6 separate regions of the Homo sapiens genome follow, and regions 1, 2, 3, 4 and 6 are each linked to region 5. Evidence: chromatin loops called from intact Hi-C (ENCODE). Cell type or tissue: heart left ventricle. All regions are shown on one strand. Links, peaks and the distances in the headings refer to the core of each region. The heading gives the core; the rest is flanking DNA.

What was found. Hi-C counts contacts between places; a loop is a spot of excess contacts. Peaks named below come from ENCODE experiments on the same cell type or tissue, not always from the same donor. Only the 100,000 strongest peaks of a DNase experiment are listed, where the experiment ranks them.
Region 1: it touches region 5 in a loop (9-fold over the local background); 62 of 110 quality-filtered maps call a loop at or near these places.
Region 2: it touches region 5 in a loop (8-fold over the local background); 80 of 110 quality-filtered maps call a loop at or near these places.
Region 3: it touches region 5 in a loop (7-fold over the local background); 33 of 110 quality-filtered maps call a loop at or near these places.
Region 4: it touches region 5 in a loop (2.1-fold over the local background); 5 of 110 quality-filtered maps call a loop at or near these places.
Region 6: a loop joins it to region 5, with 2.8 times the contacts of the local background. A loop is called at or near these places in 35 of 110 quality-filtered maps.

What each region holds. Positions count from the first base shown.
Region 1 is chr5:177,111,442-177,116,539 of GRCh38, forward strand. No RefSeq gene overlaps it. Among named protein-coding and RNA genes, the nearest start is that of NSD1, 20 kb to the right of the region's middle. In heart left ventricle, for the core only: CTCF peaks have their summits at 607 (motif pointing left), 807 and 2,613; DNase peaks (open chromatin) are centred at 620, 2,377 and 2,620; H3K4me3 peaks cover 719 bases; H3K27ac peaks cover 612 bases.
Region 2 is chr5:176,956,815-176,960,814 of GRCh38, forward strand. UIMC1 (ubiquitin interaction motif containing 1) reads right to left here. Exons shown (of 15, transcript NM_001199298.2): 7 at 1,279-1,340. Among named protein-coding and RNA genes, the nearest start is that of UIMC1, 48 kb to the right of the region's middle. In heart left ventricle, for the core only: a CTCF peak has its summit at 2,460 (motif pointing left); no DNase peak of the experiment used is centred there.
Region 3 is chr5:176,816,223-176,820,941 of GRCh38, forward strand. The region is part of intron 1 of UNC5A (unc-5 netrin receptor A); the gene reads left to right. Among named protein-coding and RNA genes, the nearest start is that of UNC5A, 8.0 kb to the left of the region's middle. RefSeq lists a silencer at 1,966-2,025 and an enhancer at 2,526-2,695. In heart left ventricle, for the core only: no CTCF peak of the experiment used is centred there; no DNase peak of the experiment used is centred there; H3K4me3 peaks cover 846 bases; H3K27me3 peaks cover 2,966 bases.
Region 4 is chr5:176,836,248-176,841,320 of GRCh38, forward strand. The region is part of intron 1 of UNC5A (unc-5 netrin receptor A); the gene reads left to right. Among named protein-coding and RNA genes, the nearest start is that of UNC5A, 28 kb to the left of the region's middle. In heart left ventricle, for the core only: no CTCF peak of the experiment used is centred there; a DNase peak (open chromatin) is centred at 1,574.
Region 5 is chr5:176,659,437-176,663,436 of GRCh38, forward strand. LOC124901144 (a long non-coding RNA gene) reads left to right here and starts at 787. Exons shown (of 2, transcript XR_007059072.1): 1 at 787-2,544. RefSeq lists enhancers at 1,251-1,510, 1,320-2,043. In heart left ventricle, for the core only: a CTCF peak has its summit at 1,541 (motif pointing right); DNase peaks (open chromatin) are centred at 1,575, 2,155 and 3,335; H3K27me3 peaks cover 1,227 bases.
Region 6 is chr5:176,810,995-176,815,614 of GRCh38, forward strand. The region is part of intron 1 of UNC5A (unc-5 netrin receptor A); the gene reads left to right. Among named protein-coding and RNA genes, the nearest start is that of UNC5A, 2.7 kb to the left of the region's middle. In heart left ventricle, for the core only: a CTCF peak has its summit at 1,996 (motif pointing right); a DNase peak (open chromatin) is centred at 2,032; H3K4me3 peaks cover 155 bases; H3K27me3 peaks cover 3,655 bases.

The sequences.
Region 1 (5,098 bases), core at 461-4,460, 450 kb after region 5:
AATACAAAAAATTAGCTGGGCGTGGTGGCGGGCGCCTGTAGTCCCAGCTACTTGGGAGACTGAGGCAGAGAATTGCTTGAACCTGGGAGGCGGAGGTTGCAGTGAGCCAAGATCGCACCACTGCACTCCAGCCTGGGTGACAGAGCGAGACTCTGTCTCAAAAAAAACCCAGAAAATAAATAAATAAATAATAATAAAAGGGGACTGGCTGATGGGGGGTGGGAGGGTGAAGGAGGTGATGGAGAACCTGGAGATGGGAAAGGACAGAAAGTTGAGTGAACAGGTGGCATCAGTGTGTTTCAGGGGCCTGAGGAGGGACCACAAGGGGGTGGACAGGGCAGATGATGATGAAAATGTCGCCAGACCAACACACTGTGCCTGACCGTGAAACAAACAACAGGAAGCCAGCAGCATCCCAATTTCACTATCCTTGTGCCTTTCACCCCAACTCTTCCCAGCCCCTTCCACGTCCATCCCTTGGCCTCGTCCTCTCCTTTCCTCCTCCATCTCTTTTTTTCTCTCTGGTCTGTCTGCCCTGTGAGGGGTCTCCAGGTAGAAGGAAGAGTTGGAGGGGACATGGTGGGGCGTTGTTGCCACCTGCTGGCAGCCACAGGAAGTGCATACTCCAGCCTGGTGCATGGTGCAAGCCTGAGCTGGGGACCCCGAGTCTTCCCCTGCTGGTGGTGATCGGGTGATTCCTGAAGGACCCTGGCTGGTGGTGATCGGGTGATTCCTAGACCCTGGCTCTAGGCACTGTGTTTTTCAGAACGATGCTGATAAGCCACTCTCCACCTTACTCAAGGGAATCGCTGATGGACAAAACCATAATTGCCCCTGCTCAAACCCTTCCCCATCCTCAGGCGTTGGTCCAAGCTCCATAATACGCTTAATAGGAGACCTTCATGATCTGGCCTTGGCCTCAGGCACAGCATCTTGTTCTCATTAGTTTCAGTGCCTTCCCCAGTGCACAGGACCTTTGCACCTGCCCTCTCTTCCTAGAACAGTCTCCCCGCTTCTGGTTTTCCAAACTCCTCCTCCTCTTTCGGGGTTCCAATTCCCCACCTCCCTGGAAGAGAGCTTCTAGCACCTCCACATTAAGCAGGGAGGATGAGCATCTCAAGCCATGGGAACAGCATGCGCGAAGGCCCAAGATGCTTCAAGGGGTTGGAAGAGGGCCAAAGGCCTGAGAGGGTGACGGGGTTGGCAGGGCTGTGGCAACAGGTACCATGGTCCTGGGTGATGGGTTGAGTCCCTGGTGAACAGTGGAAGGTCAAGGTTTTCAGTAGCAGCAGACATGGTCAGATATGTGTTTGGAAGGGCCCACGTAAGGTTGCCAAGTGCAAAAGGCACTGACAAGGCAAAAGTGGGTTTGGGGGCAACAGGTGGGGGCTGCATAGGAGAGAGATGGTGGGGGCTTGGATCCTTGAGCCCCCCACTTCCTGCTGGCTGGGTCCTGAGCTGGGGCTCCCAGTCCTGTCTCCAGTCTTTCTGGGCTAGACAGGGGCAGCCCTGCAAGGTGCCAGCCTAATTCCTCTGCCTGACCTCCCTGAGGGGACTCTAGCGTACCCTGGTGTGCTCCACACCGGCCCTGGCTGCCTCCTCTGATAGCCCCACCCCACATGCATACCTCTTATACCCTCGTGTTAGGCACCCACATGCTGCCTGCCTCTCTGAGCCAGCCCCTATGGCCTGTGGGAGCTGCCCTCCCATTCTACAGAGGAGGAAGCTTAGCCTCACAGCTGGGAAATAAGCTGAGAGCAGTAGGGAGGGGATTTGAACCTGGGTCTGTCTGCCCTCCCCACCATACTAGGCAGCCTAACAGTTACAGGCAGGACTCTGTCACATCCAGTGACTACATGACTTTGGGTGGACAGCTTTACCTTTCCCTGCCTCATTGTACTCTTCTGCAAAACGGGGACAATCGTAGTAATTGGCCCAGTGAGGTTTGTGAAGAGTAGGTAGAATGAATCCCCACAAGGCTCCAGCACAGCACCGGGCACACAGCAGGCACTCATCAATGGTTGCTTTTTCCATGAATACTATCTCGGGAACTGAACATGCTCACCGGGGAAATGCGCTTCATTTCAGTCAGGGAGAAAACAAAAGGAGCTCCAGGAGGACCAAGAAGGGAGGATAAAGTAGGGAGAATGGCTTGGGGAAGGTCTGGGCTAAGTCACTCTGAGTTCCAAGTACAGAGCAGGTGTTCAGGGCGCCAGCTGTGAGGAGCCTTGAATGCCACACTGAGAAGTCAACAAAAGTTCTAGAGCCAGAGAAGGCACCACCAGTACCCTAAGCCCAGGGGTAGGCTGCTCACTCCCCCAGAGATGACAGCACTGTAGGCAGTGGAAGAGGATGCTGGCAGCAGGGGCCCATCTCAGTCTTCATTGCACTCCATAGCCAGGCGCCTGTGGTCCCAGCTACTCGGGAGGCTGAGGCACGAGAATCGCTTGAACCCGGGAGGCGGAGGTTGCAGTGGAGCCGAGATCGCGCCACTGCACTCCAGCCTGTGCAACAGAGATAGACCTTGTCTCAAAAAACAACAACAACAAACTCCACAGTCCAGATAACGTTTTCCTGGGCCTGAGAACCTTCCCCATGCAATTCCCCAGCTAGTCACACGGTGGCGACAGTGCACCATGAGCCCTCTGCTTCTCCCTCCCTTTCAGCCAAAGCAAAAGCCAAACACCAATGTTTTCTAGATGCCTCTAAGAGATGGAGGGAGATTTAGGGAGAGATCTAAGGAGTCTCCTTTAGTCCATTCATATCCCCTGCCTATAGGTGAAAATGATGACTCACAGAAGTCAATTCATACCCCGAAGATCACCCAACCAGGTTTTGTTATTTTGTTTTTGTTTTTGTGTGTGAGATAAGAGTCTTGCTCTGTCACCCAGGCTGGAGCACAGTGGTGCAATCTCAGATCACTGCAACCTCTGCCTCTGGGGTTCATGCAATTCTCCTGCCTCAGCTTAGTGAGTAGTAGCTGAGATTACAGGCACGCACCACCATGCCCAGCTAACTTTTGTATTTTTAGTAGAGACGGGGTTTTGCCATCTTGGCCAGGCTGGTCTTGAACTCCTGGCCTCAAAAGATCCGCTGGCCTCGGCCTCCCAAAGTGCTGGGATTACAGGTGTGAGCCACCACGTGCGGCCTCCAACCAAGTTTTGAACCCTGGTCTGTGCGTCTCCCAGGACAGCTGCAGCAGCTGCCTGTCCTAGGCCATCAGTCCTGGTTCAGCCTCCCGCCCCCATCACTGGGCAGTGCTGCCTTTGCTGAGCTGACAGATCAGAGGTCTGCCCTGGGAGTGGACAAGGGCAAAGACTTTCACTTTTGCTTTCTACTTCTGAAGTTTAGGTCACTTATGTAGCTTTTGCACTGTGGGTGAGGCGCTGGGATAGTTCCTATCGCTGGGGAAGAGCTTGTCTGAGGGACGACGCCTCGGTGTTCCCACAGTTTCCCTCCCCCATCCCAGCCAAGGCTCCCAAGACTGAATTCCCCGGCCCTCCTAGCTTCTAAAGAGGAAGAGAGCTAACTTTGATGGAGGACTTCCTCTGTGCCGTGTACTATGCCGGACATCCTTTCTGCATGCATTCAGTACAGAGTAATGAAGTACACACTGTGTGCTTGTCACAATAGACAGCACTACAAGCTCTTGCATGCAGCAATAAAGAAATATTTATTAATGGTAACTTGTGTGCTGGGCGAGGTGGCTCACACCTGCAATCCCAGCACTTTGAGAGGCTGAGGCGGGCGGATCACATGAAATCTGGAGTTTGAGACCAGACTGGCAAACATGGCGAAACCCCATCTCTACTAAAAATACAAAAAGATTATCCAGGCATGGTGGCACACACCTGTAATCCCAGCTAGCTACTAGGGAGGCTGAGACAGGAGAATCGCTTGAACCTGGGAGGCGGAGGTTGCAGTGAGCCAAGATGGCGCCACTGCACTCCAGCCTGGGCGATGGAGTGACTTTCTTAAAAAAGCAAAACAAAACAAAAAACACCTAATGTTGGCCGGACGTGGTGGCTCATACCTGTAACCCCAACACTTTGGGAGGCCAAAGCGGGCGGATCACTTGAGGTCAAGAGTTCGAGACCAGCCTGGCCAACATGGTGAAACCCCATCTCTACTAAAAATACAAAAATTAGTGGGGTGTGGTGGCGCACATCTGTAATTCCAGCTACTAGGGGCGCTGAGGCAGGAGAATTGCTTGAACCCGGGAGGTGGAGGTTGCAGTGAGCCGAGATCAGGTCACTGCCCTCCAGCCTGGGCGATAGATCGAGAATTTGTCTTAAAAAAAAAAAAAAAAAAAAGGCCAGGCACGGTGGCTCACGCCTGTAATCCCAACACTTTGGGAGGCCGAGGTAGGCGGATCACAAGGTCAGGAGTCCGAGACCAGCCTGGCCAACATGGTGAAACCCCCGTCTCTACTTAAAAAATACAAAAATTAGCCGGGCATGGTGGCGTGCGCCTGTAATCCCAGCTACTCGGGATGCTGAGGCAGGAGAATCGCTTGAAACCGGGAGGCGCAGGTTGCAGTGAGCCGATTTCGCGCCACTGCACTCCAGCCTGAGCGACAGAGCGAGACTTCAACTGAAAAAAATATGTCTGTATATAAAGATATAGATATTTACTATAAATAAGCACACAGCTTAATACATATTTATTGAATGAATGGCTTATGTTGAGCCTGAGTTGTCTGTGAGATTCCCAGGTAGTGAATTTGGGGCTGTGGGACAAATCTAGGCTAGATTGAGGCCCCAGCATTGCTGGCATCTAGGGAATGCACGTGCTGAGTGGATGACGATCCCTCGTGGAAACTGGGTGAATAATAAGCAAATGGGCCTGGGATGGGGCACTGCGACACCTTTGTTTGTCAGGCAGGGAAAAGGGGAGACATGCCCATGACATGGAGGCATAGAGAAGGGTTTGTGAGAATTAGGAGGGATCAGGTAGGAGTGGGATGGCCTGGAAACCTGGTTGGTTCAAGTAGGGTAAAGAGTCAAATGCTTCTCAGAGTAAAGCAGCAAAGATGGTGAAACGTCACCGGATTTGGCTACAGCGGCACTACTGGTGATCTGAAGCCAGGGTGCAGTGG
Region 2 (4,000 bases), core at 1-4,000, 300 kb after region 5:
ACAACTGAACTCATGATAAATAACTAAATCCTGATAGAAAACCACAAGTGATTTATCTCTAAATAAAACATCTCATAGCATTTGTTATAAACCCCAGCCAGACAGTTTACTCTGCATGTAACATTAGTGCTCTATTCAAAGGGTCCATCACAAAACAATTTTCTGACATTTATAAAATGGGCTAATCAATTTGAAGTCAAACCACATTGCCTGCGATTCCAACTCTCTCCTGGTGACAAAGTGTATAATCATTTATTAAAACCTACATCTGCTCTGCACAAGGCTCACCACAATAAAGCAGAGAGGCCTATAGGGAGTAAAGGCATACTCTGTTAAAACCACTTCCAAAACTGTCTTAACAGCAGGAAAATCAAACCAAAGCCATATTCTTTAGCCCAGGAAGGAATACCAAGTACTATCAACCAGAAGCCTAAGAAAGACCACCACCTTGACTACAGCAAATGGCAAGTGGGCTTCAACTCTCATATGGGAGAACAGTCATGCAGTTCAAAACTAAGCTCTTGAGAAAGTCTCAAAACTCAACTACTAGATAAAAAGGGCAAGTGGAAAGTAACTGGAAGCATGATCCAGTTAATAGTGCAGTTTATAATTAATCAACTGCTATCTATTATTAAAGTAAGAAGACTTAGAAGGTAAGCCCATCAATCAATCAGCAAGAACAATGGAGGAGGTAATGCAAATACCATCCTTTACAGGAGATAGGAGGCACAAACGGATTAAAAGTGGCACAGGACAGACAGTGAGAGTGACACAGGTCCTGTGTGGCCTGAATAATATGAAGACTTTGAAGAGGATGTTAAGTCTCAAGAGTAAATTTAAAAGATGTATAAGGTTTAGATATACAGATAAAATAAGCATAAGCAGAGTTGGGGAAAAGAGAGAAAGGGGCTAAGAATAGAAGGACTATAAAGAAATCAGTCTAGAGCCTTCAAATTGGCATAGAAAACTAGTGTAATTAGTTAAGAGAATTGCAGGATGTGACCGCTTTTCAGAAATAATGTAAATGAGATTTATGCCAAGATAGCTGGCCTGGACAAGATGACCTCTAGGATCTCTTCCAGCTCTTAATATTCTGGGCTTCTATGAGATGCACATCTGAGAACTTAGAGATACTAATAAAATTTCTCCTAGTCTTCACTTATAAAAGAGCTAAAAGTTCTCTGGCAAGCTGTCCACGTACAGTCTCACTCATGTGGTTCATCTCCCTTATGCTGGCAACCATCAGAGGAGAATGCATAGCAACATATAATCTCTCACCTTTGTGAAGCAGGTACAGAGTTTCCCTCTTCAGAAGTTTCTTCAACAATCCCTTGGGAAGACTGCAAAGAAATACGTAGTATCTTAAATATACAGGCACAGGTGAACTGGCTTCTCTTCCTTTTTTAAAAAAATTTAATTGTTCAATGTTCTCCCTCAACAATTAACAATAAGAAGAAAATATTTTCCATAAGCCAGTAAGTGTCAATAAAACAAGCACATCCTGTAAAGTCAGAAGACTGGTATTTAAATCAGAACTAAATCACTTACTAAATTTGTGATTGGGTAAATGACATCTGAATCTCTTTCCTCATCTTAAAATGGGTATTAACAATTGCCTCACAGAGTGTTGTGAAAATTAAACAAGATAATGTACACAATGCACTTCATAACATGCAAGACCTGTATCAATATTAACTGGTAAGTCAAATGAATTATGATTTCAGAAAAACAATCAAAAAGTTTGCATGGGGGAAAGGAAAATATAGAGAAAAGTTCAATTTTCAAAGGAAATACTGAGTTGAGATAAACACTGCAATCTATGATCTTTGAGAAAAACCAAGCCATAACACAGGACATCTAAAGGGAAGGTTACAAAGATTCTTTTTGCTACAAATCTGCCACTATGGTTTTTATATCTGGCTACAGGATTATCTTTTCAGAAATGTAATGAATAGGGACTACATAAGGAAAGATTATTTTCATTGATTCAAAAATTATTTTCATTGATTAATGGTAGAGTTGACGCAAATACCAACTCATTAAACATACATGCACAGAAGATCACAGAAAAAGCAGCTACTGCTGCCTTAGGCAGACTTCTGAGGAAGTGCCTGGGCTGTGAGGCTTCTTCCACTAGACATAAAGCTACCAGCTGAAGTTTTCAAGGTTTCCTAATAAGATATGAATAACCTAAACAAGTTAGGCATCTCTTTATGAATCTCGCTACCATTCAGGTAAATGATGAAATACATTTAAAAATCAGGAATAGTTGAGTTTTCAGTCAAAAGGAAAGTTGTACAATAATAGGGAATATAGTCATTATGAAAAACAAGACTTAACCAAACTACCAAAGGACTAAAATACAACAGCAATAAATACTTAACCTGTCTCTTCCTTTGAACTCAGGGGTGACAAGGTTTTTATTGAACTCTCAGAAAGAGAAAGAAAGAGAAAGAGAATGCTGACACCTAGTGTCCATTTAACAGAATTTTATAATGACTAGCCTTGGTCTTTAGATGCAATCAAAGCACTAGTAAGTTAGTTATAAGGCACCTCCATCTCTGCCTTAGGCTAAAGCATATCTCAAACCTTCTCAGTGTAATTGTTTAAAAAAATTATTGGCCGGGCGCGGTGGCTCACGCCTGTAATCCCAGCACTTTGGGAGGCCGAGGCAGGCAGATCACGAGGTCAGGAGATCGAGACCATCCCAGCTAAAACGGTGAAACCCCGTCTCTACTAAAAATACAAAAAATTAGCCGGGCGTAGTGGCAGGCGCCTGTAGTCCCAGCTACTTGGGAGGCTGAGGCAGGAGAATGGCGTGAACCCGGGAGGCGGAGCTTGCAGTGAGCCGAGATCCCGCCACTGCACTCCAGCCTGGGCGACAGAGCGAGACTCCGTCTCAAAAAAAAAAAAAAAAAAAAAATTATTGTGCTTTGGCCAGGCGCGGTGGCTCACGCCTGTAATCCCAGCACTTTGGGAGGCCAAGGTGGGCGGATCACCTGAGGTCGGGAGTTCAAGACCAGCCTGACCAACATGGAGAAATCCCGTCTCTACTAAAAATACAAAATTAGCCGGGCATGGTGGCTCACGCCTCTAATGCCAGCTACTCGGGAGGCTGAGACAGGAGAATCGCTTGAACCCAAAAGGTAGAGGTTGCAGTGAGCCAAGATCGTGCTATTGCACTCCAGCCTGGATGACAAGAGTGAAAACTCTGTCTCAAACAAACAAAATTATTGTGCTTCTATTCAGTGCCAGGCCTGTGCTAATCACTTTACATTCCTTATCTCCTTTAATTCTCACAAGCAACTTAAGAAGCAAAAACCATTAAATTATTTTAAAAATAAGTGAAACTTCGAGAGGTTAAATAATTTGCCCTAAATCATATAGTTGGTCAAAATCGTAGCGCTGAGACTTGCCTGACTCTAAAATCCACACGCTAAAAACTATTATATTGCTTACTCAGATGATCCTCTTCCTAATCATTTCAATGTAGAATCCCAAGAACGTCTTCATTTCAATACATTATTTTAATTTAGAAATTTATACCTCAATGGCAGTAATCTGAACATAAAGTGAGGTTCTTCCAGAATATGAACACAGGATAGCAAAATAAGCAAATAAAATTTAGACTACCCAAATGTAATCAAGGTGAACATGAAAGCATGGCAGAAATAAAAATTTAAGGAAGCTATGGCCTAATCAAGACATCTTCTTCCTGGAGAAATAATATGTTAATAAGGAAGGGATGGTTTGCATTGAATCTTAAAAAAAAAAAAAAATTCAGCCCTCTCTCCCTCTCCCCCTCCCCCTCCCCCTCCGTCTCCGTCTCCGTCTCCGTCTCCGTCTCCGTCTCCCCACGGTCTCCCTCTCATGCGGAGCCGAAGCTGGACTGTACTGCTGCCATCTCGGCTCACTGCAACCTCCCTGCCTGATTCTCCTGCCTCAGCCTGCCGAGTGCCTGCGATTGCAGGCACGCGCCGCCACGCCTGACTGGTTTTGG
Region 3 (4,719 bases), core at 720-4,719, 160 kb after region 5:
GCCCTGGCAGGGGCTGCCTGCATCGCTGGAGAGCCAGGTGGCTGCTGGGGCAGAGCCAAAAGTGGTTGGGAGGCAGAACTGGGGACTGAGTCCCAACCCCTAGGCCAGGAATTGAGGGCCCACTTCTGCTGGCAAATAACTCCTATGTCAGAAACAGGCCTTCTCAGGGCGTCCAGAAGGTCAGGGTCCCAGTGCCCAAGGCCCACCCCCTTCCTGGGCACTGATGTCAGGTGCGACAGGCAGCTTCAGACCCCAGGGGCCCAGAACCCCAGGCACATGGAGGAGGTAGTGAAATGGGTGAGTTGGCAAGCTCTGTGGCTGGGTTTGGACCAGTACTAGGGTGAGGCCAGGCAGGTGCCTAGGCACAAAGGTAGGGCCAGCCCCCAAGAGTGCACGCCTCCTGGCCCTGCATCCAGCTCCTCCCTGCATGGCTTCAGTTTCCTTGTCTGTACAACTGACTCAAAAAGAACCCACCTCCTAGGATTTTGTGCAGATTAGACGGGCTGAAGTGTGTCAGTGCTGGCACATAGTGGGCACTCAATACACGTTAGCAATGATGATGCCATGGCAGAGGGCACTGTTCAGTCCTCTCCTTCGGGAAGTGGGGGAGTCCTTGGCTGTCTTTGTGGAAGACGGAGCGACTGGGGAGCCAGGAGGGAGGGAAAAGGCCTGAGGTGAGCTTCCCATTCTGGGCTGGGGACAGGCCTGGCTTCCTTTCTGTTTCTTGTCATGCAAGGGCAGGTGGTCCTTGACTGGCCCTCCCAGCCCTGTTTGAAGTGGGAGAGGGGGAGCCACACAGAGCTCTGGGAAGTCTGAGTGGCAGCTGCTCAGCCCCAGAGTAACTGGGGAAGGGGAAGTTTTAGGTAGCATTTTGATGGGGGAGGGGCCATGAGGCCCCTGCTTCTGTGCTGTGGTGGGAGCGCCAAGGGCCAGCCGTCACCCTGACTGGTGGGGCCCCCAGAGCCGGGCCTCTCCCACACTGGGATATCAGAGCTGTGTCCGTCTGGAAGGCTCAGGGTCACCTTGAGCTCCAGGCAAATATGTAGCTGAGATGGGGAGGGGGTGGGGGGAAGGCCGGGGGAATCTGTCTAGATTGACAGCACCTGAAGCGCCTTGGGGAGGGAGGTCCGGACCCTGCATCCCACCTCGGCCCTAGGTGTCCCCAGCCAGGGCGGCAGGTGGAACTCCCGCGCCCCAGGCCAGCAGGTCCACTGGAGAGGCTGTGGGGGTCTACGGGAGTACTCCCTGAATTAGACTCTACCCCTCCTAATCGGGGCAGGGACCCAGTGGAGCCGAGGGGCCAGTGGTTTTTCCCAGCTCTGCATCTTTCCAGCACCGCCCCCCACCCCGCCCCTCCCCACCCCCGCCCAAACAAATGTGCCCGTCACTGGCGGGTAGCAGCCCCTCCTCAGCGCGTGTCTCTGGCTTCGCCAGTCCCCGCCCCGCTGTCTAGGTAGCTTGGTACGCGAGGGCCCTTAGGCCGGCGGATCTGCGGGGCACGTGAGCTGCCGTGGAGCGCGGGTGCCCGAGCCCACGGCAGCCGGGGCAGAGGGGCTTCGCCATTCGCCGCGGCGCCCGTCGGGCGGGGCTGCGGGAGGCTCGCGCCCGGGGACGTCCAGGCCGGGGGTGGGTGCCGCGGGGCAGCCGGGCGCGGGGTAATTAACGCGCTGCAAACTCCGGCGGCCAAGCCGGGAAGGGGCGGGATGCCTCCGCCCGCCAGCCCGCCCGCGGCCGCCCGCCGGATTAGCGGCTCTTTGTTCGGGGCCTGTTAACAAGTTCCTGGCTGAGCGCTCGGCTGCCGCCCCGGGAGCGGGCGTCCAGCCTCCGGGCACCGCCGCGCGGCCGCCTCCGCCCCGCCTCCGTGCTGTAGCCCAGCTGCAGCCCCTGCCCCTGCCCGCCCTTCCCGGGCCCCCTGAGAAGTGGGTGGGCGCAGGGCTTCTCAGGCGATCTTGTGCCTGGGGCTTCCGAAGACCCCGGGCTGATCTCGCTGCGAAAGGGAGGGGAACGTCCCCATAACCCGAGCACCTCCTGCAGGCCGGGGCTTCCGATGCACCCGTGTCGCCATTCCCGTTTTACAGATGAGGCCGAGCACCGACTTGCCCCAGGTCCCGGCTGTCCTCTGCAGGCTGGGGCTCCACTCCAGCCCCTGACACCCAAATTCATTCTCCTTCTGCTAAGAGGAGAGACCGTGTGGCGGGAAGAGGAGGAGCCCCTGGGGGCTATAGACTGTTACGTTTTTTATTCTTTATTAACTTGGTGATGGTAGTAATCTGGGCTCCGCCTACATCATCTGATCAAAACCTCAGGACAACCTACAGGTGGGTGAGGTTAGCCCCATGCGTCAGATGAGGACACATATCAGGGGAGGTCACACCGCAGGAAGTGGCAGAGCTGGGACCTTATTGGGCAGCTACTACTCTGCCCGATCTCCCCCACCACACACCACACCCACCTTGTGGGCTCTCCTATGTGGCTATTTACTGCCAGGGCCTCTCTGGTATCCTATGGACTTGATGGGAGAATGTCCAGAGACCCTGATTCTCTGTGTGGCCTCAAGTGAACTCCCTCACAGCCTGAAGCCCATTCCCCATCCCCATGCTGCCTCCTGACCCCACCTAGTGTGCTTCCAGCCTGAGAATGGCTGTCCAGGCCACCAGACGTTGATTATTAACTTCCTCTTGTGGTGTTGGCTTTCCTCACCCGTAGCCCTGAGCTTTAAGCCAAAGGGACTTGCCCGGGCCACACTTCTTCAGGCGACTGGGACTGTTCAAAACCACTTTCTTATAATGAAGGGGACTCTTTCCCAGTAAGCTCCCCAAATGGTTCTGGGCCCTTCCTTCTGGGGCCGCACAGGTTGGGGGAGCCCCTTTCAGTTGGTTAAGACAGGGCTCCCACCTGGCCACACCTGCCCCTTTCCTGGCCAGCCCTCCCCAGCCCTCTCAGCTGCTCCTCATGAGCATTGCCCCAAGCCTGAATCCCAACCCCCCACATCTTTGTTACCTGTCTGTGGGTGGTGGCCCAATTGTCACAGCCTCCTCAGCCCTGGGAGCTCACCACACTGTGCCACAATGCCCCAGCTTGAAGTGACATGGGACACTAAGTGTATCTGTTGCAAATATTAGAACCCAACTCACACTGGCTTAAGGAAAAAAAAGGAAAACGAAGAAGAAGGAGACCATAATGGCACATGGAACTGAACTCAGGGGTGGCTGTGGCTTCAGGCATGGTTGTATCCAGGGAGAACAGTATGGCCAAGATCCTTCCCTCATCTCTGCTCTTGGGGATTCGGCACCACTCTCCAACAGCCTCTTCCCTCTATCCCAAGGTGGCTGCCAGGAGCTTCCGGGACTACATCCTTACAGGTCCAGGCCCAGGCTCCGCACGGGATAGGGGAGAAGAGCACATCTCTGCCCTCCACCACCCAACAAATGTCCAAGTCTTCCATCATTGGTCCACCTCCAGTGCCCTGCCCAGTTGTGTGAGCCAATCACCATAGACAAGGGTAGGATTATGCAGATTAGGTTGGGCCGGAGCCACCAAGGCCATTGTCCTGTTGTTACCCAGGCTATTTGCTACTCCTCTCAGCTTCTTGTCCACCAAGAAGGGTGGGCACAATCATCCTCAGATGTCATCAGCACATTTTGCCAGGTATTAAATAAGCATGCTGAATAGCACCAGGCACAGCCTGTGGCTCAGAAGTAAAGCGGGATCTGGATCAACACTATTTTATTGGCAGCATTAGAAAACACAGCTGGCCAGGCCGGGCGCGGTGGCTCACGCCTATAATCCCAGCACTTTGGGAGGCCGAGGCGGGCGGATCACGAGGTCAGGAGATCGAGACCATCCTGGCTAACACGGTGAAACCTCGTCTCTACTAAAAATACAAAATGTTGGGCCGGGCACGGTGGCTCATGCCTGTAATCCCAGCATTTTGGGAGGCCGAGGCGGGTGGATCACGAGGTCAGGAAATCGAGACCATCCTGGCTAACATGGTGAAACCACGTCTCTACTAAAAATACAAAAAATTAGCCAGGCGTGGTGGCGGGCACCTGTAGTCCCAGCTACTTGGGAGGCTGAGGCAGGAGAATGGCATGAACCTGGGAGGTGGAGCTTGCAGTGAGCCAAGATTGCACCACTGTACTCCAGCCTGGGTGAGAGAGTGAGACTCCGTCTCAAAAAAAAAAGAAAAGAAAGAAAGAAAAAAATAGAAAACAAGGCTGGCCATTCAGCAGGTTTTGCCTGCCCTTCATTGTGCTGTCATCTGCTCATATATCTGCATTTGGCCATCTAAGATATGTTATCCGGTGCCTGGCTGGAATCCAGACACGCCATGTTTCTAGTCCATCCTTAATCTACCGTGGGACAGTAACCCCATAATAAGGGAAGCTGGTCTGGCGTGACTGGTCCATGGGGATCCCAGCAGGCCTCTCACGGTCCCTCCTTCCTTTGGTCATCTGCAGCTGATTGAGAAGCTCTTCTAGAACCGTGCCTGGAGTTTGCATAAGGCTCATTGGGCTGTGGCACCTCCAGTGGATGTTTGTTAGGTTTTGTATCTGGTCCAGCTTTCATCCCAGTCTTAGTGGGGTATTTTGGGGGGCCCTTCATCCCAGCAGCAGGGCCCAGGTGAGCTAGGTAAGTATTTCTCTTGACCTGGTTCTTTTCCAGCTGCAGAGCCTGCTCTTTAAGCTTCTGTTCCTTCTCTCAACAACCCAGTCTTCC
Region 4 (5,073 bases), core at 1-4,000, 180 kb after region 5:
GCAGCAAGCCATAGATGTTCTTCTCCCAACAGGTGAGTGAGGGATGCCAGTACCCAACCATCCAGCATGCTTGTGGTCACGCCTCCTCAGGGGAGCCCAGCCCGAGATGGGGCAGAACTGGATTGTATTACAGACTTATATGATCTGCATAATTCATTTCCCTCAATTTGCACATCTGTGAAATGGAAGTAGCGATCCCTGGGGGCCTGCTCCACAGGGGAGCGACAGCAGCTGAGATCTCACAGAGACGACAGTGTGTAGGCACCTGTAAAGTTCAGTGCCACCGTGAGTGGTTATGGAAAGAGTTGCGATGAGAAGGGAGCTGCCATAGAAAATCAGACTGGCCCACCTGGGACAGCCTCAATCAGAGAGAGGCCAAGAGGGAGTGTGGCAGAGATCTAGGAAATCAGAAAGGGCTCGGAGAAGGGAGCTTGGGCTCCTTCACTATGCCCCAGCCTGACAGAGCGAACCGCTCCCCCAGCCCCCAGCAAAGCTCAGGAGAGGTATGTTTAAAACCAATCACAGGAAATCCTGCTGCACTCAGCAGGGAATAAACTTTGAAAATCATTTCCCCTAGAGGTGATACAGGCTGGAAATATAAATTGCTTCCAGAAAGGTTTAGATAAGTTCATGGATGGCAGAGCCAAACTAGTTCTTGGGCAAAATTAGAACGTTAGGAGGCATCTTCCTCTCTGATGTCAGAGGAAGTCCCTGCCAGAGCCAGCGCACAGGCCAGACGGAACAACCTGATACCCCGTCTCTGTGTATGTGTGAGTCTGCATTTAGGAACAACTTGTCCCTGTCTGACGAGGGTGCCTTCCCTCTCACCAGACTCACTGTGCCGTGAAATTGCCTTTCCTCCCTCCCCAGTCCCTCACCCCCATTGCTGCTCCCATAGCCCCTTTAAACTCCATGCTGTGGAGTTCCCCAGCCCCACTCCCATACCTCACTCTCACAGTGCCAACTTCTGTCTCCAGCTTGCCCCTGCCATCTCATCTGCCATCACAGAGCAGCCACCCCTCCCTCTGTGTACTGTCTTCTAGCACAGGCACCTTGCCTGGCAGTGCCCATGAGCCGGTGAGGACAGGAGCCTCTTGCCAGGCCCTCCAGTGAATGCTGTTGGCTTGCAGCCTCTCTCTCCGGCTGACTTCCCAGAGCCCTACTCTGCCTGGCTGCTTCTCCCAGGGTCCCTAGCAGAGGCCGGCTGAATAGGAGCTGACGTATGAGCCCTTCAGGGACCCACACCCTGGAGAACTTGGGTACCCGAGGCCAGATGGATATCCACACCAGGGACAGGGTCACCATCAGGAAATAGGCACGCTTGGGTGTGTGCCAGGTTATCTGATGCGTGCAGAAGGTCTTCAGGGAATGGGATTAGCAAGGGAGGCAAGGTTATGGAGTATGCTTTCCCGCCGCTGTTCCTAAGATGCCTTGGGCCCTTTCCAAGCTGCCATGGATGGGCTGTGTAGCTAGCTGGGAACTCTGTTTTAGCACCACAGATAGCGGTCCTGGACATGGCACACTTTCAGCACCGTGGACAGCCCCAGGCGCTCCACAGATAGCGGTCCTGGACGTGGCACGCTTTCAGCACCGTGGACAGCCCCAGGCGCTCCACAGAGGCTGTCCCTCTGCGGACTCGGCTTCCTAACCTCCGGACTCTGCTTCCTAACCCCACCACCACCTCTAGAGACCTCTAGAGAATTCATTTATCCATCCGCAGAAATTAATTGAGCACATATACATCCAGTCACTGTTGTGCAAGAGTACACTACTGAACGGAATAGTCAAAAACTTGCCCTTTGGAGCCTCCATTCTTTGTGGTGGGGACTCCCACCCCATAGGCTTCCGTTGAAATTCCCGGAACTCGTTCCAGGCAAAGTGGCCCTGCAGGTCATGAAGTGTGAACAATTTATTATTTCTTGCAAACCTGATTCTACTGCTTAACTCTGGGGGGAAGGAGCTGGAGAGGTGGGAAGTAGGGATTGGTGAGGCCTAATTCAGATGGTATTTTAGGATTTTAGGAAGCCACTCCCCTGCTAAAAAGCCTGTGATGGTTCCCCAATGCCTATAGAAATAAATAGTAGTTCCCCAACCTGTCATTCAAGTCCCATGGTAAAATGTTCCTGATCTGTCTTCCCAGTCTTGTCTTCTTACCTCTCCTCATGTTTCCTTCACTCCAGCCAAACTGGATTCTCAGTTAACAATCTTTTGGTTGCAGTATGAAAGAAAACTCGACTCACACAGACTTAAACACATTTACTAAGTGGATGTTATTGACTTGCAACTGAAAATCCCAAAGGTACAGCTGACTTCAGGCAAAGCCTGATGCGCTGGCTCAGACAACAGCACTCTGGAGCTACCCTGCTCGCTGTTCTGCTCTGTCTTCCCTGGTGTTGGCCATATCCTCGGCTTCCCCAGGGCATCCCCTAACATCTCTACACTCTCCCTGTCTTGGTACTGGGATGACTGCAGCAGCACAGCCCTCACATCCTCACCCCACACCTTCCAGGGGAAAGATGCCTCCTCTCTTGAAAAGCCCTGGGGAATGTCTCCTGGGACCTCAGTGGCTGGCCCACATGCCCATCTCAAACCAATCACCAGAGCCAGGGCAGGAGATAGCATTGGTTTAAGCCAATCAGGGTCCATCCCTGAAGCTGGTAGGGGTCATTTCCACTCAAACCACATAGCTTACTATGGAACAAGAGTGGATCTCCAAAGAAAATGGGGCTGTTATTTTGGGAAAAGAGGAGCTGGAGCTGGGAAAGCAGTCAGCAGGTGTCCAGTCATGGAGTGTGTTCTCCTGCCTCTGTGCGTTTGCACCTGCAGGTCTCTGCCTGACCTGCCCTCTCCTATCATCCCAGCTACTGATGCCCTGTGCCACCTTCCAGGCCCCTCTCAAAGGCGACTGCCTCCCTTACCCCACTCCTGTCACTTCCATCATGTCCACCTTCTCTGACCCCTCACAGCACCTAGCACATGCTCTTTGTCCTGAGGGGATACTGAAGGGGATAAGTGGATTAGCTGGGAGCAGGTAGGGGGGCCAAGGCCACTCAGCCATGAGCACATCGGAAGAAGATGAACTGAAAGCCAGGAAACCTAGAGCTCTGTGGCAGCAAGGTCCCTGATCCGCAGGCAGTGAGGAGAGTGGACATGCCTCCCAGGGCCCATGTGCAGGAGCCTGGTGATGGATGGCTGCTGTCACGTTGGCTTCGTGGGGTGGGATATCAGCATCGTTGAGCCCAGGCAGGCCAGGAGGGCCGCTGTCTGGACAGTCTCAGGCTGTCCCTGGTGCCCAGGTCACATGGCCTAGGCTGTCTCCTGCCCTCACTCCTAGTAAAGGGTTGGACTTCCCTGGTTTGTGGGTAAGATCCTTGCCCCTGAAACTGCCCTGGCAGGGCCCGTGGCAGGAAGGCTGAGGATGTGCAGGGAGTGGGTGATCTGGCCTGAGTGGAGGCGCTCTGGGGAGGGCCTGGGGGTCCTGGGACAGCAGATACCGCAAGCGAAGACAGAAGCAAGCAGCACCTGGACTCCTTTCCCACTGTGGCTTCACGGCCACTTCCTTTTTTTTTTTTTTTTTTTTTTTTTTCTTGACAGAGTCTCACTCTGTCGCCCAGGCTGGAATGCAGTGGTAAGATCTCAGCTCACTGCAGCCTCCACCTCCTGGGTTCAGGCAATTCTGCTGCCTCAGCCTTGCTTGTGGTCCAGGCTTGTGGTCTACTGCCTCAGCCTCCTGAGTAGCTGGGACTACAGGTGCGCACGCCACCACGCCCTGCTAATTTTTGTATTTTTAGTAGAGATGGAATTTCACCATGTTGGCCAGGCTAGTCTTGAACTCCTGACCTCAAGCAGTCAGCGCACCTCGGCCTCCCAAAGTGCTGGGATTACAGGCGTGAGCCACCGCGCCTGGCCTCTTCATTAAAGTGTGAACCTTCTTCACGCCTTGCTGGCGTTGGCCCAGGTTGTGGGGACTAGGACGTGGTTGGGGAGAGCAGGGGCTTGTAAGGAACCCGCTGGGCCTGAGGGAGAGGAGACTGGAGCAGAGTGTCAGAGAGAGGAGGGAAGGAACTCCGAGGCATGGGGGCCCGCTGTGAGGGTGCAGGGACAGGCTGGGCTGTGAGTCGGGGGAGGGGCTGGGCGGCAGAGCCATTATTCATTCCCACCAGCCCGCAGCTTCCTAAATGAGATAACACTCACATCAGCACTTTTCTCTTTTGTGCTCCTGTTTTAATAACACGTTGGGCTCTGCAAGGGGGTGACCACATCTCTATCTCTTCATCTCTTTCTGCCTTTGAGAGAACCCTCACCCTGTCTAGGATCCATTGGTCCGGAGCAGAGCTCAGAGTGGCAGAGGGCTCATGTGAGGGCCGGGGACCCTCCCTCTGCAGATGCACTTCCCAGAGGGAGCAAGTGGGCAGGACAAAAGGGGGCCTCTCCCCCCCTGGCCCAGGCGTCCCTGGTGCCCATCTTCTAACTCCACAACCAAGAGGACTTACAAAGTCCAGGCCAGCTTCAGAGAAATCTCATTCTGCAGTGGGACAAACGGGACCAGACGACAGGGAGACCTGCCCCCATGAGCCCACGCTGACAGCCCTGGAAAGGGCTTCTGTGCCACCCTGCCCCGCCTTTGTTATGGGTCCCCCCACAACGCTTGAGCAGCACAGAGAGCTGCTGGCAGTGGGGTGGCCTGGATGGAGCTTCCATTTGATCCCCAAACTCTGGGTGTCTGGGCAAAGGTTTCCCCACTGGAAAACCATCCACCTCCTTCACCGGAGAAGGGGGATGAACCACTCCGCGCTGAATGGAGGCAGCGTGACTTGGTCATGCATTGAAAGCTGTGGCAGGCAACGGGAGTGTCAGAAACTGTTCTCATCTCTTCAGCTAAACTTGTAAGGTCAGGGGGTCAGGACCACATGGTAATGATCACGAGCTAAAGTTGCAGGGGGCACCAGATGTCTGTTCTAATTTATTTCCTTTGAGCCACAGAGCTGCTCAGTGACACAGGTGATTGTGGGTGCCGTTTGCAGACAGAGCTGTGCCAGAGTGAGCCAGCCAGAGGTGAAGCGGGGACTCAGA
Region 5 (4,000 bases), core at 1-4,000:
AAAGCAGGAGTGACTGCAGGGAGGCCTGGGAGAAGGCGAGCGGAGGGGCACCATCTCTGGGCTGCTCTGGGGGAACGATGTTCTAGGTTTTGGTACCAGCTTCTGTAGAGGCCTGGAAGCCAGCGTGGGCTCCATGTGAGGGAGCCTGGGGTGGCTGGAGAGGTGGGAGTGGGGAGGGGCAAACGGCATAAGCACAAGGAAGTGGTGTAACCAAGATATGTTTGGAAACAAGATTGAAGAGATGGGATGGGAGTGATGAGTAGGAGTGGTTGAGGCCCTGGCTGGGAACACGGAGTTCTCCAAAGCTCAGTTCTGCTACTGGATATCCATTCTTCCATCCATCCACCCACATTCACCATCTACCCGTCCATCCGCTCACCCACACACCCATCCATCCACACGTTCACTCATCCATCCATCAATCATCCACTCACCCACCCACCACCCACCACCCACCTGCCCATTCATTTACATGTCCATCCATCCATCCATCCATCCATCCACTTATCCACCTACTCGCCCATTCATTCACATGTTCACTCATCTATCCATCTATTCACTCATCCATCCACTCACCCACCCTCCCACCTACCCATGCATCCACACATTCACTTATCTATCCATCCACCCACTCTTCATCCATCCATTCATCCACCCACCCACCCATCCATTCATCCAGTCACCCACCCACCCTTCCTCCATCCATTCACCCATCCACCCTTCCTCCATCCATTCACCCATCCACCCTTCCTCCATCCATTCACCCATCCACCCTTCCTCCATCCATTCACTCATCCACCCACCCATCCCTCCATCCATCCATCCATCTTCATCCTCCATCGACTCACTCAGCTATCCACTGCCATTCACTTAGGTAGGCCCTAGCTAGAGGCTGGGGTTACTGAGGCAGCTCAGACCTGCCCCTGCCTTCCCAGAGCCCAGTATCTTGTTGGAGGCAGACAAGGAAGAGTTGCTAATGTGCAATGTATACGTGGTGACAAGGACGTGATGATCACTGCTAAGTGGGGTCTTGGGCTGGCTACAGACAAATTTCCTGTCCCCCAGTAGAACTTAGAGCAGTTCTTTGCACCAAGGGGCTCTTACCCACAGATGATGCAGCTTCTTCAGATATGCAAAAACACAAGGGAGCTTGTAAGACTGTCCATCCCTCTAGGAGGGTCCCTGGGCCTTGGGACCAAGGTCACCTCCCACCGTCTGTTAGGATGAGATGCACACTCATCTGTTAGGTAGGGACAGGTGCATACTGGTAGAGACAGGTGCACACTGTCTGGCAGCCTGGGAGTCCCCTGTCTAACCACAGGAGAGGCTGCCAGCAGCTCCCTGATCAGCTTGGTGGGAGGACATCCTGTGACACCAAGATACCCTACAGAGAGAGCTGGAGGGACAGAGAACACCCAGGCTGGCGAGCTCCTTTATCTCTGGGTGAGGTGGTCATATGGGCTGGAGAGGACGGGCAGGAGCTCCTTCTGGGGAGGCTAAGGCCACAGATGCCTTGGTGGTAGCCACTCCCAGTTACCACCAGAGGGCGCCAAAGTGCCGCCCACGCAGCTCAGCCGGCTCAGCTCGCGGAAGGAGCTCTGTGTAGAGTCATTGGGGCGACCCCTAGGGCCAAGCAAGCCCATGCCATCGTTCCAGAGACCCTGGGCCCACCCCGCTGGTGCCAAATCCAGGCCTTACCACCCTCTGCCCTGTCTTCTCTGGGGAGTGGAGCAAATGATGCTGCCTGCCCACGGGTGCCTCTCTCAGTGCTTACAGGGCCCGAGCCCACTTGCTGGGCTGGGTGGGTGGTGGTGTCCGCCCGATAGAGCTGGAGAAAGGGGTGAGCGTCACTCTCTCTAGGAGGATGACGCAATGTGCTCCACAACCTACACCTCCATTCACTCATTCAGCCAGGGCAGCGGAGCACCCCGTCGCTGCCAGGCACTGCCGCGGGCACTTACGTGAGGGACAAAACAAAGGCCCCACCTCGTGGAACTCACAGCCCAGGCCAGGAAGCAGTCGGCTTTGTCTGCCAAAGGTCAAATATAATGGCAAAAACCGCAACTACTTTTGCACCAACCTACTTAAATCCGCTAGGCTGTTGGGCCGTGCTCCCCTTGACTCTGCCTTCATGGTGGAAAGCAGCTCCGGGTGGGGCTAAGCAGTCTCGTGCGGGGTGTCCCCATCACATCGTACTTGTGGACGCTGACGGCGAACCTCGTGTGATTTTCATGGGTCGTGAATATCATCCTCCTTTTGATTTTCAGCTATTAAACAACAGAAAACCATTTTTGGCTCTTGAGCTCTATAAACACAACTAGCGGGTGGGATCCACCCCGCGGCTGGAGTTTGCAGACCTGGGTCCAGGAAGGAAGGAAGGAGACGGTACACAGTGAACATCATCGCGTGAGCCTGCCCTGCTGCCAGTGGGGACACAGCGGACCAAGCAGGGGTGAGGCAGGGGGCAGGCCTGGCACTAAATGGGGCAGTCGGAGCGGGCCTTGCTGTGAATGCCAGATGGAGCAAAGACCTTTCATTTTAACGGTAACACATTTTTGACAGCACAAGTAAAATAGGAACCCATTCTACTTAGAAAATTGGCTGGGCACAGTGGCTCATGCCTGTAATCCCACACTTTGGGAGGCTGAGGCAGGTGGATCACCTGAGGTCAGGAGTTCGAGACCATGGTCTCACCGTAGAGATATGGTGAAACCCTATCTCTACTAAAAATACAAAAAAAAAAAAAATTAGCCAGGCGTGGTGATGGGCGGCTGTAACCGCAGCTATTCTGGAGGCTGAGGCAGGAGAATCGCTTGAGCCTGGGAGGTGAAGGTTGCAGTGAGCCAAGATCACACCATGGCACTCCAGCCTGGGCGACAGAGCAAGACTCCATCTCAAAAAAAAAAAAAAAAAAAAAAAGCCTGTGCATTCAGCCGGTTCGTGTCATGACTGCAGGGGTACCTCCCAGCAGGGGCAAGCCATGCTTTTCCTTTCTACCCGATGCATGAGGACTGTCAGGCTGTGCCCACTTTGGGGCCCTTCCCACGCTAAGGCATAATTGGTACAAGGCATGGCCAGGACCTCCTGCTTCACTGGGCAGGAGGACGAGGGCCATGGGAGGGTAGCCCCAAATCAGGGCTGATGATGGAGGTAGCCCCGGCAGGTCCCTGCTCAGGCCTAGGGGCCTGATTTCTGCTCCTCAGCCCAGGCGTTGGCTTGATGGGCAGCATTACCACAGGTCTGGCGGGTCTGGGCGTCAGCCCATCAGAGGTGGGAAAGTCACAAAGGAACCCCCAGCCCTGCCAAGGCTGTTGCCACAGTAATGCCTCCCTGGCCCCCTTGGCAGCTATGTGGAGAGATAGGGACGTCAGTACCCTGCAAAGAGAGGGGCCTCTGCTCTGGCCCAAGCATCCAGCCTTTGACCAGAGGCTGCCTTGGGTGCCGGAGGCCTGGCTGCACCTGCACACCTGGGTCCTGCTTCCTGGGATCATCCTGTCTGGGAATTAGCTCTCTAGGTCTGCCTTCCCGCCAGAGAGCTGCTTTCCTCCACCAGCCCCTTCCCAGGCTGCTCCAGTCTGTCCCACTCTCAATCTGTGGGAACCTCCCTGGAATCATGCTTAGGGTGGGTGCAGTCCCCTCCAGCAGGACCATGTGGAATCCAGCCAGCTTGCCATCAGCCAGTGTTCACCAAGTAACATTGTGCGCCGGGTAGTGCTGGGCACCTGGAATTCATTAGTGACTCCAACACAGTCCCTGCGCCCCAGGGCCTCACCGTCCGGGGGAGACACAGATAGGTACATCACCAGGCTTTAAAAGTGATTGATTTGCTGGGTGCGGTGGCTCACACCTGTAATCCGAGCACTTTGGGAGGCTGAGGCGGGTGGATCACGAGGTCAGGAGATCGAGACCATCCTGGCTAACATGGTGAAACCCCATCTCTACTAAAAATACGAAAAAATTAGCCAGGTGTGGTGGCGGGTGCCTGTAGTCCCAGCTACCC
Region 6 (4,620 bases), core at 1-4,000, 150 kb after region 5:
CGCTCTCCCGGAAGCCTGGGTTCTGCCAAGTCCAGGAGCAGCTGTCAGCCCGCGGGGCTGGCGAGTGTAGACACCCCACGCCTCCGGGTGGGGGAAGTTTGCTGGTTGCCTGGGCCCGGAGCAGGGCTGGGGGTTTGGATCAACCCCAGGGAGCCTGACTTTGAGGATTCGAAGATTAGAGGGTTTTGAGCCTATCCCAGTGCCCAGGAAATGGGGGGTGCGGGGAACGTTTAAGATACCTCTTCCCGGTAGCATCTGCCCTAAACAGCCACTCACAATCTCCCAGCTTGGCACCTGGCCTCTGCCCACGTCCAGAACACAGTGTCCTCCTCTGTCCCCGCCACACACGCTCTCACACGCACACACTCAGGCGTGGAGGCGCATACACCAGCCCCCAGTCCTTGCAGCCAGCACAGTCAAAGCGCCGCGGTCCCGGTGGCCGGGGCTGTGGCTCCTGGCCTCCCTGGTGCGGGGGGCCAGAGTTGTGTGTGGTTGGTCCGCCAGTTTCCCCTTCTTCCTTAAACTCCATAGCCTTTCTTGGCCCCTGCATGCCCCATTGGTCACCCTAACCCACTGCTAACTCAGCCCTCAGCCCACCTCATTCCCTTGGGAGGGGCTTGGGGGGAGGAAGTTCCCCTGCATCCTTTGTCTGCTGTCCCTGAGCCTTCACCTAGGCTGAGCTGTGGGGGCCTCCTGATCTCTGCCCCCCATGCACTTAGCTGAGTTGAGCGTATGTGTCTGTGGTGGTGGGGGGTGGGTGCCATTTGTGTGGTCAAGGGGGCTTGAGGCTTACCCTGGCAATTCTCGATTCTTGCTGCCCCTAGAACCTGGGCGGTTACTCCCCAGCCTGGCCAGGCCGCTGCTTATAACAGGGGTGTTGGAAGGGAGCACTGGGGTTTCTGAGCTGCCAAACCAGATTGATCAGAGATCAATGAGTGGGAGCTCAGGAGCCAGCCTGATGATTGAGGCCGATGGCTGTTTCCTTAAAGGGTGTCTCTGCGCAGCGCATCCTGCACCCACCACTGCCTGACCGCCCGCCCCATCCTGCCTCCTCAGTACCCCTCTCTACTCCATCCCACCCCTTCTATCTCCCTTCTCCATCAGCACCCCTCTTCTTCCCCAGGGCCTCTCCTTCTAATCCTGACCAAGCTGAGAGGCTGAACTGCTGTTGGGTGTGTGTCCGTGTCCGCCACATGTGTGTGTTAGGGGCGTGTGTGCAGCTCCGCAGATGAGCACCCGGGTGCAGGTTGCACTGTTGTCCATGATGAGGTGGGGATATTAGTGCCCCACACACAGGTGGGGTGTTGCCTGACACCCAGTAGGTACCCTGGAAATGTTTTCTGAGTTGATGCTTTTGAGGGCTGTGTGGTCATAGCTGCATGTCGCCCACGTGAGCACGTGTGAAGGCTGTGGGTTGACATGTGTGCCCGGGTAACCAGGGGGGTTGGCATGGTGTGTGCAGCATTGGCATGTGTGTGCCCTGATGAACGTGTGTGATGACCAGCATGCCGCACGTGTGTGACGGCTGTGTGCAGTTGCACAGGTGAGCGTGTACAGATAAGGGGGCACAGGTACCGGTGAAGCAGGGTGCTGCGGCCTGGAGCGGGGGGTTGCCACAGGGACTCCTCAGGAGGCTGTGGGGGTGGGGAAACTGCATCCCTGGTTGGCAGGGCATCTGTTGAGGCCTGGCCCAAGGTTGCCCAGGGAGTCGGCAGGTGGGCACAGGTGCTGCAGGGGCTGACGCAGAGCCTGCCCCAAGGCATCAACTCTGCCCCTGGGCCTGCGGGAGGAGCTGCTGAAGGCCATGGGGTGGGGAGGGGCTGGCCCTACTTCTTTGGGACTCCCTTCCCCCTGTGCCCCACAGGCACTGGGCACATGTGGACGCCCAGGCAGGCTGGCCCTGCCGTGACCCGGGCTCCTCCCGCGCTGCCTTTTGCCTCCGTTGCAACAGCCTCCGGTGAAAAATGTGTCTGTGAGCCGCTGAGGGAGGGATGGCCAGCGGGCAGCAGGGGGCGCCGGGGGCCAGCGCGACTGACTGCAGCCGCTTGCTCCCCAGGCCACGCGCCCACCCTCTGTTGCTGGACATCACACAAAAGCCTGTCCCTTCAGCATGCTCGCACCTGCAGGCCCTCTCTGTGCCCGCGCACGCAAGCACCCATCTGTCTCACAGGATTTTCCCTCTCAAACCCCGTCACGCAGCTGGCATGCAAACCCCCACCCTGCCCCTGTGGTCTCCCTGTCACCCAGACCTCTGCAGTCTTGAGCAGGAGGGACTTGGGAGCTGGCTCCCTTGAAGATGGGGCTGAGGGGTGCCATGCTCTGGCATTGCTGCATTGCCCAACCTGACCCCAACCATCTAGCCTGGCTCCTCCTTCTCAGACCCCATCCCCATACTTAGGGCTAACCTAGGACTCGTCTGTCCACCCCGACACTTGGGAGAATGCAGCTGGCTGAGGGGGTCTTAATCCTCCAGGGCTAGGAGATACCCTGTTCCTGCTCGCCCTGCCTTGCAGGTGGGGTGGCCTGGGCTTTGGGGCCCCTAGGTCCTCCCAGGGGAGAGCTGGTCCTCTTGCTGCCTGCCTGCTCCCCACTTGCCTGTGTTGGGAGGGGGGGCTTCTCTCAGGAACCAGGGATAGGCATTGATCCAGGTACCAAGCCCACACCAGAAGTCACGGCCCTCGTTCCCAGGAGCAGCCAACTTTGGCCTCAGCCAAGGGCCAGAGAGCCCCTGTCCTCACGACCCTTCTTCCTGCCTAGTGCTGCTCTGGGCCCAGACCCGCAGGCTGGAGCTCCGAGGCTTCACAAGGCAGGAGCCTGCCCTGAGCTTGGGGTGGGGCTCCCCTGCTCTAGTGCTGGGCCTAGCTGCCACTTGGGAATCTGTGTGTCCACGCATATGCATGCGGGGCCTCCTGTTCTAGGCCACCCCTCTCCCAATGCCCCCTCCTCCCAAGGGCCCTGCCGTCCCCTCCTCCTATTCTCCCAGCCTGGGGCTGGAAGCCTTAGCGTCTCCCTTGCTTCTCCCTTCTCTCTCACGCTTCACATCTAATATGTCACCAAGTCCTCCAGCTCGGGCCTACTTGTGGCATTGCTCATGTCTCTCGACTTCTTTGTCTTCCTCCACTCCTTTCTCCCTCACCTGCAGCAGCCACCACCACCCATCCCCCTCGGGCCTCCTCCACTCAGACTAAGGCATCCCCTGGCATCCAGGCTGGAAATCTGCTAGAAAGCTTTCGGTGACTCCCAGTGCCTGCAGGTCAACCCAAACCTTGAGCCCCCTTGGGCCCTTAGGAAAATACCTTCCTCCCTCGTCATCGCCCCACATCAGCTCTGGGCTGGTCTATCTGGAGGTCGGGTGCCCTCCCTGGCTCTGACTGCTGGTGGGGTGGGCACCCCCAGGCAAGCTCCGGCTTCCAGACTGTAGCTCCTTTGCCTTGCAAAGCGTGGTGCCACTGACCCCGCCAGCATGCTCCCCACCCAACACCCCAACGTTGGCTCTGTCCAGACCTGGGACACACCCCTTTGCTGCTGCCAATCCCTGCACTGTGAAACCCGCAGCTTCAGTCCAGCCCCTCCCAAAGGCCTCCCACCTCCTCCCCTGCAAAGGGGTCCTGGCATACTGATGTGCTTTGGGTGGGCTAAAGAAAGACTGAGGTATTGAGTCCTCAGCCCTGGGGCTGCCAGAAGCCTCTGACCTGAGCCTCCTCCTTCTCCTCCAGTGCCTCCCTCAGGTATTGCCATTGTTTATGGCGCGGTGACCCTGTTCTCTGGCCCAACTTGCTCTGAGTCACTGCCAGCCAGGTGCTGTTTTTCTTCATTTCTCCATTTTGAGTTTGGGCTCTCTTTGCAGGCAGGGAGGGCTGCTATTGCTGGGGACAGGGAGAGATGTTTGCTCTGCCCCTCTCAGCAACCATCCCATCCCTGTCCCTGAACACGGACTGCCATGCTCCAGGGAAGCTGGAAACGGCCTCCTGTCCAGGGTGGGGACCAGGAAAACTAGGCCCCATCCTGGGGTGGAGGATGCTGTGCCCCAGCCACGTGTATGGACAGCAAACCAGCTCACATTGGTGCATGCTTGTGGGCCACTCACGCAAGTTGTATGCCCATGTCTGTTGAGTAGGAACCCCCATCCCCACCCTGGCATGGATTTTCCCAGAGTGAATGTTTTCTTGAGCAAATGGTGTCATTCACAGAGTCACGTCAAGACGTGGGCTGCTCTGCACAGCTCCTACGTGGGGTGGGACTCCTGGTTCCTGAGGCTGAGCCCCAGGGCCCAACCACGCTCAGACAGGAGCTCAGCTTCCTGCAATCAGTTCCACCAGCCCACCCCTTCGTTCCTTGTCTGCTCCTGTGGGAGTGGCATTGAAGGGTCCTCCTGCCTTCTGGGGAGTCTCACCCCGTATTCTTGCCAGGTGAAGCAGAAAGGACAGGCTAAGCTTTGGAGGCAGTCAGGGTCAACTTCCAACCCAAGCCTCGTGTCCTTGGACAAGCAACTTGCAGTCCCCAGCCTGTTTCCACATTGATAGAATGGGTCATGCTTGCTTTCTGGGGTTATAGTAACAGATTGATGGGCAATGTGGAGAGGGCACTCAGGGTGAACCCCGACACCTAGTAGGTGCCATA